Regions from separate parts of the Homo sapiens genome. Here region 2 is linked to region 1. Evidence: chromatin contacts called from ENCODE Hi-C or POLR2A ChIA-PET data. All regions are on one chromosome and are shown on one strand. Each heading gives the region's core, a stretch centred on a gene start or an enhancer-like site at or near the end of the contact. The rest is flanking DNA. Distances are from core to core; before and after follow the strand shown. Region 1 overlaps APP (amyloid beta precursor protein). Region 2 overlaps APP (amyloid beta precursor protein).

Region 1 (5,239 bases), core at 1,455-3,954:
GCAATGACCCCACTGTCATGTTTGGCCATTGCACCTTTTGTGATAGTATCTAAGCTTATGTCCCTCAAAACAGTGTAAGATAGGTTTTCATTAGTATCAGCTTATTTCATTTCTGCTCAAATTAATTTTTAAAAAAATTTAATTCCATATTTGAGCAAATAAAGATGTCTTCATACTTGAGTAATTCAAGACCCCTTTTTTGCTGCTGTTGTTGTTTTGGTTTTTTTCATGGTTTTGTTGTTTTCTTTTGTTGTTGTTGTTTCTTTGTTTTTTGAGATGGAGTCTTGCTCTTTCACCCAGGCTGGAGTGCAGTGGCATGATCTCCGCTCACTGCAACCTCCACCTCCCAGGTTCAAGCGATTCTCCTACCTCACTCTCAGCCTCCTGAGTAACTGGGATTACAGGGGCATACCACCACGCCTGGCTAATTTTTGTATTTTTAGTAGAGACAGGGTTTTGCCATGTTGGCCAGGCTGGTCTTGAATTCCTGGCCTCAAGTGATCCGCCCTCCCCAACCTCCCAAGGTGCTGGGATTACAGGCATGAGCCACCATGCCTGGCCTTCAAGAGCACTTTTTAGTTTATTTAATATAATTCTCTTTGTTGCCGGTCTGTCCGTTGAAGTTGCCTTCTTTGATGCCAGAGGCCAAAGACTTGGCTTCCTCGGGCTTCCATAACAAAGTAACACAGATGGGTGGATTAAGCAACAGAAATTTACCCTCTCACATTTCTGGAGTGTAAGATCAAGGTATCAGCCAGGTTGGTTCCTCCCCAGGCATCTCTCCTTGGTTTGCAGATGCCTGTCTGCTCCCTGTATCTTCACATGACCTTCACTCTGTTTTTCTGCTGTGTCCTAACCTCTTCCTACAAGGACACCAGTCATAGTGGATTAGGATCAACCCTGATGACCTTGTTTAACTTTAATAACCTCTTCGACCCTATCTGCAAATACAGTCACAGGTGGAGGTACTGGCAGCTTAGGACTTCAACATATGAATTCTAGGGGGACACGTTTTAGCCCGTAACAGACCCCAGTGATGCTGAGCATAAAAGCAAGGCCTCCACCTGGAGCTCCTTCCCCTGGCTGTGCGTGAGACCAGGTCCTACCTCAGACCTAAGGAAAAAGAATCCCCAAATAGGAGGCTGCGAATCTGAGTGTTGAAAATTTCCCCAAATGAATGAGATGTGCAGTCGGATTTGAGAATCCCTGACACATCATTTTAACACTCCTTCCTTTTAGTTCTCCGCGCAAGCCTCAGGGAGTGGAAAATGGTATCTCTCACCTCCCAGATAACCGGTTGCCTTTTAAGTGCTCTTCCAGCTGCCTGAATTAAAACGCTCTTTTTTTAGTCAGTTTACCAAGCAGTGTCTCATTGGACTTAAAATGTCAGAGGAGAAGTTGACACTTTGACCCAGATTCTGACATTAATTTTTAAGCCAGGAGGTATCCTTGCAGGAGCAAAATCGGGAAGGATGGCTGTTCAGCTCTTCTCTCCTCATTTTGCTGTCTACTGGAGAGCAACTGGAAGCCTTTCTAGATGAGGGGCTCCACCTCATTCGTGTTTGTTTTGTTTATTTCCTCTCAGCTCCTTCCCCTCAAGACCTTTGTGACTGTCCTTCCTGAAAGCAGCCCTCTGTGCAGCCCCATAGTGTGTCTGTACAGCAATGTTGAAATAGACCACATTCCGCTTTTCTGTCCTCAAAAAAGATGTAGTTTAGCTGGGATGGTAGAACCTGAACACAGGGAGTTGCAACCCAGCCTAGGCATGTTCCCAGGTGAGAGAGCACGGTGGGCTTTCAGAGCACCATTTTTCTTAGCATTCCAGCGTCTGCACCCACAGAAGTGATGCTTCTGCAACATCCTCTTCCTACCTTAACAGGCACTCTCACCCTCAAGTACATGGAAATACCTTTATTTCCGGCTCTGGCTAACCTTCATTAATCAGTAACCCTACTTCAGTAAGAACAAAAATGAGTACATCAATATTTCCAGTTGGACTCACCTCAGTCACTCAGGACAGAATACCATTGTACTTACATACCATCGTGCCTGAAGAAGTCATGATGAAAGCTTTGGTTTCCAGGAGATTTTTTGTTTTTAGAGTGAAAAATGCCCGCAGAAGATCACAGAGATAGGAACCCTAGGAAAAAAACTCCTGAGAACAAATGTATAAATGAAACAAGCCTAGAACAGTCACATACCACTTCACACTGGAGAGAACGTTCTGAGAAATGTGGCATGGGGCGGTTTGATCGCTGTGCAAACATCATAAAGTACATGTACATAAATCTAGATGGTATAGCCTGCTACACACCTGGGCTACACACCTACAACTATTGCTCCTAGGCTCCACACCTGTGCAGCATATTGCTGCACTGAATACTATAGACAGTTGTAACACACTGGCAGGGATTTGCGTATCTAAACAAACTAGAAAAGGTACAGTAAAAAATACGGTATTATGGGGCCACCATCATATGTTTGGTCTGTCGTGGACTAAAATGTCATTATGTGGCCCATAACTGTATTTTTATTGGTAGAGTTGTTAGCATTTGGAAATGAGCACTTGCTAGTTGTTGTTTTTTTTTTTTTTTTTTTTTTTCAAATAAGCAGGAAATATTGACTTACTGAATTTACTTAGCCATAAGGCCAGAGAGTCACTCTGTGAGCCATTGGCCACGCTTTCCCAAGGAGGTAACTGTGCCTTATTGGTGCTTCAAGCAGTGAAGCAATAGCCCTTTATTATTACCACTCCCCAAATGTGCCCTCCATGTCAGAATAGCCCTCTGGTGGCTGGAAATCTCAGCACTAGCTGAATTAACCACCTTGCTCCTGTTTTAGGACGTTCCTGCAAAGCCCACTAATCCCAGGATCTGTTTAGTAGCAAGCGGTACTTTTCTACATTCACATACATAGACACTGGATATTTAAAAATACGTATTGTAGCTCTTTCTGCTACTCTCCCCAGACATGTCACCTTTAATAAGGAGAAGTTGGGGGCACAGCTTCTCTTTATTATAGGATGTGAAAAAGTTTTCCTCTCACAGATCTGATCACTTGAACACCAGAAGTCTCCCCGCCCCCACCTCCTGGTTATCTCATTAATGATCTAAATAAGAAGAGAGTTCCTTTTATTTGGCTTTTATGGAGGTATGGCATATGACTTTTTCTAAGTAATATGCTGTCACACTGGTGACTGTATAAAAAGATGTCCTTAGAGGTCCTTTCTTCCCGGCCAGAAGCTGACCCACCAGGATACAGACGCACTGACGTTGGCATTGTAGAGTAGTTGGAGAGAGTGGTCAGGTTGAATGGAAAGCCACGATAAGGAAAAGTGAGGGGGGGTGCAGAACCTAGGAGTGGCTTACAGTGAGCAGCAGGAAGAGAAATTGGAAGATCAAAGGAAAGCATCAAAAATGATCACAGGCCAGGCGTGGTGGCTCACACCTGTAATCCCAGCATTTGGGGAGGCCAAGGCAGGTGGATCACTTGAGGCTAGGAGTTCGAGTCCAGCCTGGCCAACATGGTGAGACCCTGTCTCTAATAAAAATACAAAAAATTAGCCAGGCGTGGTGGCATGCGCCTGTAGTCGCAGCTACTCAGGAGGCTGAGGCAGGAGAATCGCTTGAACCCAGGAGATGGAGGCTGCAGTGAGCCAAAATCACGCCACTGCACTCCAGCCTGGGTGACAGAGCAAGACTGTCTTAAAAAAAAAAAAAATTATGAAGGGATAGCAAAGGAGTTCCTGAACCTGCCTGAAGAATTGCTTGATGTTGGCCATAAACATAGTCAACTGCCTTCTAGTTATATATAACTATAGAGAGATGGCATCAAAATTAGGAAAACAAGCATCTATACAACTAGGTAGCAGGCAGTTACTGGGAGGTTACGAGGGATAAGTCACTAGCTTGAAAACTTCCTATTTTCTTTGCTTTTATTTTTTTTTTCCGCAGACTTGTGGCTCCTTTGATGTGTCACACTATTGTTGTATTGTTCGCCTTAGTTCCCTTACCCTCCTTTACTCGTCTGGTCCATCTCAATGACAGGATTCTGTCGTTTGGCCTGACTCAGTCCCTTGTATAAAAGGACATCTATTAATCCACATCCTGCTGGTTACTGTACATAATAAAATGTAAACGTGGTGTTTCCTGCCTCTCCTCCAAGCTCACACACCCGCATGTAAATACTCTAGGGGCAATAGGAGGAGACCTAGAAACTAAGGTCACCCAAATAGAATCTTGTCCCTGCAGGCGGATAGCTGAGCTCTAAATTACTCTGGATACAGTGAAGGACTAAATGGTTCCAATGAATCAAGTTCAGGGAGAAAAGGGTCAGGGGGTATGGAGGTTAGCCAAAGAGTGTCAAACGTTCTCCTCAAAGCTATTTTAGAACAAGGCTGGTCAGGCTATTTGGGCTCAGCTCTTTTCAGCGTGTGTCATAGGCAGCAGCCAGTTGAAGCCATGCCACCATGCAGTGCAGGGGTCCAGGTCTCAGGAAGGTGCAGCGTACCGAGAGTCACATGAAGACCTCAGATCATTTCCTGCTGCTGTGTAATCCAGGCAGTCTGGGAAGAGAATGAATATTCAGTGGTTGTATGTATGTGTGTCTTCATCCCAGCAAGTGACAGATGTTCCTGCCCAGTTGGAAAATGGAAATTCTGACTTCATTGTCTTATCATTCCTTCCAGAACAAGCACCATGGGCTCAAACCCTCCCTGGCTCTGCTTTAAGGGAAATAATATTGTGTCTGTGCAGAGGCCCTGTCTGCACAGGGTCGTGGTAGGGCTGGCCTTCACATGGTGGCCCATGCCACTGCTGTAGCTTAGCCATGAGGAAGAGATTGGTGAGCCTGCTGGAGAGGAAGGCTACCCTTACTTGGTGCTCCTCCTTTATCCATAGACATGAGTACTCAGATTTTCGCATCTAGCTTTCAAGGGGCTGGAGATTAAAGATCCAATCCATACTCCTTGGATGCCCTTTTGTCAAGATAATCCCTTCTTCTGTAGCTCCTAAGCCCTCTAAGGTCTGAGGGCCAAGCTGCCCCATGGCAGGAATGGCAAAATGTAGCTGTCCTCTCAGTGGCAAAAGGTAATAGGATTATCAAGTAGCAAAACAGAAGCCAAGAAAAGACAGGAGAGTTAGAGGTCTGGATTGTGCACCAGCCTTGGAGCCTCGCATCTCTAGCAGGGCACTCTTAAGCGTTAGGCTTTGGAGTTTGAAGAGGAGATAAACCTATCAAA
Region 2 (5,239 bases), core at 1,219-3,718, 48 kb before region 1:
TGATGGACTGTAAAAGCTTCGTCTTGGAAGATTGTCAGAGAGCCTAGTGCCAGCTCAAAAAGTGTGGTCTTTTTAGAGAATTGACAGAAATGTTACAAAGAAAACATGTGCTGAATACCAACTCCAGGTGCGAATCCTGAGAAGCAACTCACTCTATTCTGCAGTAGGAGATGAATTTTGCAGGTTATACAGCAGAGCAATTTAAACTCCCTTGTTTCTTAAAGTATATCCTATAGTGACTTGGGATGGAAGTCATATACTATCCCCTTTTTTGTTCCTTCAAAGTAAATACACCACAGAGCTGGAGATGTCCCAGACACAGGGGGAAGCTGTTTGGATTTTTCCCACTGCCTGTAATGAAGCAAGATAGGGAGGAAGAACTTGGGAACTTGCGTGGCAAATGGTCAAGTAAAGAAAAAGAAAAGCTTTTTCTTTACTTGACCATTTGTCACATGTGCTTTCAAATCCTGAACTGAGTCACATCTGAAATAAATCACTTCCTTGTCATTTCCATGAAAGGGGCAGTACAAGAAATTCCTTGCACATCCCTGGTGAGCCCCTTGTTACTCTCAGATTCAGCTATTGCCTTCAGGAAAAAAAGAAAAAGAAGCCGAAGAAAGAAAGAAAACAGAATCCTCTAGAAAAAGCTATTCTGACCTGTGCTCTTTCTTTTGTCTGAGTGTGACTAGATAAATGCATTAGTCTGCTAGGGCTGCCATAACAAAATACCAAAATACCACAGACTGAATCCTTCAACAACAGAAATTATTTTTCTCATGCTTCTGGAGGCTGGAAGTCCAAGATCAAGGTACCAGCAGGTCGGTTTCTGAGGAGGCCTCTCTTCCTTGATTTACAAATGGCCACCTACGCATCATGTCCTCACATGGTCTTTCTCAGAGAGAAAGAGAGGTGTCTCTTCCTCTTCTTCTTTTGTTTTGTTGAGACAGAGTTTCGCTCTTGTTGCCCAGGCTGGAGTGCAATGGCACGATCTTGGCTCACTGCAACCTCCACCTCCTGGGTTCAAGCGATTCTCGTGCCTCAGCCTCCCGAGTAGCTGAGATTACAGGCATGCCTGGCTAATTTTGTATTTTTAGTAGAGACAGGGTTTCTCCATGTTGGTCAGGCTGGTCTCGAACTCTCGACCTCAGGTGATCCACCTGCCTTGCCCTCCCAAAGTTCTGGGATTACAGGCGTGAGCCCCGCACCCGGCCTCCTCCTTTTCTTATAAGGACACCTGTCCTATTGGATCAGAGTCACACCCCCATGACCTCATTTAACCTTAATTATCTCTTTAAAGGTCTGATCTCCAAAGGTCCCTTGAGGGTTAGGGCTTTGATACATGAATTTTCAGGGGCACACAGTTCGATCCATAGCAGTTGGCTTATTCATACTTTGGGTAGATCCTCTTCATCGTTCCTCAGCTACTGTCTATTTAGTGCACAGCTTCTTTATCCTAAAGCTAGTCAGGGGAGGCATGGAAGGTATTATTTCTCCTGTTTCTGCACCTAAGGCATTAAAACGAGGTTGTGGTCTGGCAGCCTAAACTCGGCCTTGATGAACTTCAAATCCTAGACCTCCTTGGTATGTGAAGTGCATACACTTGTATGGAGGGATTTGACAGGTTTTTTTTTTTTTTTTTTTTTTGAGACAGAGTCTCACTCTGTTGCCCAGGCTGGAATGCAGTGGCACGATCTCGGCTCACTACAGCCTCCGCCTCCCGGTTTCAAATGATTCTCCTGCCTCAGCCTCCTGAGTAGCTGGGATTATAGGCGCGCACCACCACACCCAGCTAATTTTTGTATTTTTAGTAGAGACGGGGTTTCAGTATGTTGATCGGGCTGGTCTCGAATTCCTGACCTTGTAATCCACTCGCCTCGGCCTCGCAAAGTGTTGGGATTACAGGTGTGAGCCACCGCGCCCAGCCCAGATTTTTTTAAATTAGTTTTTAGTGTATCCACACTGTTAAAGCAGGTGGATACTGCTGGATAGTATAACAAAGTATAGTGTGACAAACCCATAACCAAGCATTGTTAGCTATATTTTCTCATGTCTTGAGCCAAAAGGTCACAGTTAACCTAATGTTGCTACTAAACACTCATACCATAAAACATTCTATTCCAGTCTTCCAGATTTTACACAAGAATAAAATGAAAACTTTTAGACTACTGGAGATTTTTTTTTAAATACACAATTTGTTGAATGTGAACGCTAAATTGAAATTGACATGCTAAGTTTTATAGATTACTTCAGCTGCCCTGACTTCAGTAAATTTAGTTGTGACACAGGTACAACAGCTGACTTCTTTCTGGCATTAGAGGTGGTGATGTTTCGTCACTCTGGAGTTAGTAAAACCTGAAACCCGCCAGGCATTTGACACACAGTTTGCTGCCAGGGACAGCTCAGCTTCTGGCTTATTGGAGAGGAAATGACCTAACCTCTGTGTTTACAAAGTGTTTGAAACTGAGGCCCTTCCACTTCCTTGCTGAGTGTAAGGGTTGACCTGGCATCCAAAATCCCCATGATCTTCTCAGGATAAGTCATGCAGCCATTGGTGGTCAAGAAAGGATTTGTTCCCTGTGGAAGGGCATTGGAAGAGGAACAGAGCTGAAACACACGGGTGTTCAGAGGGAAAACATCTCTGCACTTAAGAGGGCTAGATTAGACTATTAGACTATTATCATAGAGCTCGTGATTCATCTCCTTTGTTTAATTCCAGCCTTGAGTAAAGGACTCACTAAGAAACCACATTCGGCCGGGTGTTGTGGCTCACGCCTGTAATCCCAACACTTTGGGAGACCGAGGCAGATGGATCACAAGGTCAGGAGTTCAAGACCAGCCTGGCCAATATGGTGAAACCCCGTCTCAACTAAAAATACAAAAATTAGTCGGGGATGGTTGCGGGCGCCTGTAGTCTCAGCTACTCGGGAGGCTGAGGCAGGAGAATTGCTTGAACCTGGGAGGAAGAGGTTACAGTGAGCCGAGATCACGCTACTGCATTCCAGCCTGGTGACTGGAGCGAGACTCCATCTCAAAAAAAAAGAAACCACATTCTATTCCAGTATATTTATTATAACCAGAAATTCTTGTCTTATCAGCAAATAGCTAATATTCACTTACATGGGCAGTGTATTAGATTCCTAGGGCTGCTGGAACCAGTTACCACAAACCGCATGGCCGAAACCAACAGAAATATACTCTCATTATCTCATTATTCTAGAGGTTAGAAGTCCTAAAGCAAGGTGTTGCCAGGGCCACACTGCCTCTTACAGCTCTAGGGGAGAATCTGTTTCATGCCTTTCGCTTGCTCTAGTGCTGCTGCCAGCCCTTGATATTCCTTTGGTTGGTACATGCACCCCTCCAATCTCCACCTCTGTCTTCACATGGTGTTACTCCCCATGTCTCTGTTTCTGTGTCTTCTCTAATATGATTAAGGGCCCACCCTTCTCCATTGTGACCTCATCTTATATCTGCAAAGACCCTGTTTCCAAGTAAGGCTGTATTCTTAGGTGTAGGCATTAGGACTTCAACATATATTTTGGGGGAAAATTCAACCCATAATGCGGTTATGTTTTTATTTTCCTTGACTTTTAAGAATGTGAACTATTGTCAAATTTTTTCAACCACTATCAAATTTAAATCTAAGAACTACATGTCTTAAATTTATGACCTCTTCATTAAAAAAAAAATAATAACATTTAATTGGTACCAAAACGTGAAAGAGTTTAATGCTTTGCATTTGCTTGAGGCTGATTAATGAGTAAATGTGTCAACTGTGGCTGTTTTAATTAGCCAGGGTTAATTAATGTTTACCACACTTGGAAGATGAAAAGGCATGTATAAATGCTCTATAATGTGAATCATTTTTTAATTTGTTGTTGAAGCTTATAGTGTAGCCAAGTAAGGATTGCTTACATCATACTTACAAAGGGAGGTTCATTAATGGATACAAATACACAGTTTGATAGAAGAAGCAAGACCTAGTATTTAATTATCAGCAAGGTGACTAATTTACAGTAATCTACTGTATATTTAAAAATAGCTAGGAGAACCTAATTTGAAAGTTTCTAGCGTAAAGAAGACAGGCTGGGCACGATGGCTTACACCTATAGTCCCAGCACTTGGGAAGGCCGAGGTGGGAAAATCACTTGACCCCAGCAATTCAAGACTAGCCAGGGCATCATAGTGAGACCCCATCTCTACAAAACAAATATTTAAAAATTAGCCAGGTGTGATGGTGCATGCCTGTAGACCCAGCTGCTCTGGAGGCTGAGGTGAGAAGATCACTTGAGCCCAGCAGTTCAAGGTTCAAGTGAGCTATGATCACATCACTGCACTCCAGCCTGAGTGACAGAGAGAGACCCTTCCTCAAAGCAAAAAGAAAAGAAAAACATTTAAGTGATGGATATCCCATTATACTGATTTGATCTTTCCAAATTATATGAATATATTAAGTTTTCTCATATAATCTGAAAATATGCACATCTATTATGTATCAATAAAAAATAAAATTTTAAAAATGTAAAAAACGATGTTGGAGCACTATGGTACTTAACGTAGAGGCTCTGACTTTTGAGGTACATTCATTACCTGTTACTGAAGTTGAGTATGCTTTAATATTGTATGTTTAGAAAAGGTAGTTACATTTTTAAATCTGATTGTGTAAGAAGAAAAGAGTAGAAATGTTTGGGGCCAAGTCAATAATTATTTAGTATATCATAATTTGAGATGAAATGTGTTTTTTTTTTTCTTTTTTAGTTTCAAGTTGAAACATTTTAAGAACAGATAAGGAAAGGCTAACTGTGCTGAGATGAAAATAACATTTTTAAAGTAACTATCTTAAAGAAAATACATTTCTAGAATTTTGTGTAAATTTTCAACAAAGACTCAGAAGCCTGGATGAGGTCTTGTGCCAAGACTGGAAAGTGTGGGGATTAGAAAAAGTTTGAAGAGATTGTTGTGAGATCCTCTCGTATGAGGCCTGAAGCTGTACATCCATGGAAAGCAGTTACCCCAGGCGGGAAAACAGGTTATCCATTCTCGAGTGAGTGGCCGGGTGGGAAATAGTCCATCATGTCGAATGGATCGTACTTTCCAGCACCAAGATTTGTGGTTCTCTAGGTGAATAAGATGACACCCCTTCACTTCACTTCACTTCACCATTGTCTGCATGGAGTACGTATCTAAAAACAAATTAGCAAAAAGGTTGGGTCTACTTTACTTTTCATCTCCTACACTATTT

The links. A loop is a pair of places that touch in the nucleus more often than their neighbours do. ChIA-PET counts read pairs that join two places held with the same protein, here RNA polymerase II (POLR2A). Pooled maps may share reads with other maps.
Region 2: a map of Calu3 shows a loop between it and region 1 (10-fold over the local background). The contact joins two enhancer-like sites. A Hi-C loop is called at or near these places in 2 of 168 maps with a recorded cell type or tissue (Calu3 and heart right ventricle) and 6 of 50 pooled maps. POLR2A ChIA-PET finds 5 or more read pairs at or near these places in 2 of 52 experiments (OCI-LY7 and SK-N-SH).

What each region holds. Positions count from the first base shown.
Region 1 is chr21:25,884,881-25,890,119 of GRCh38, reverse strand. All of the region lies in intron 17 of APP (amyloid beta precursor protein), which reads left to right. Among named protein-coding and RNA genes, the nearest start is that of GABPA, 150 kb to the right of the region's middle. Within about 2 kb of position 2,704, at least 4 of the 41 ENCODE cell types and tissues checked have a DNase peak (open chromatin) inside an H3K27ac peak, as active enhancers do.
Region 2 is chr21:25,932,245-25,937,483 of GRCh38, reverse strand. All of the region lies in intron 13 of APP (amyloid beta precursor protein), which reads left to right. Among named protein-coding and RNA genes, the nearest start is that of GABPA, 200 kb to the right of the region's middle. Within about 2 kb of position 2,468, at least 22 of the 41 ENCODE cell types and tissues checked have a DNase peak (open chromatin) inside an H3K27ac peak, as active enhancers do.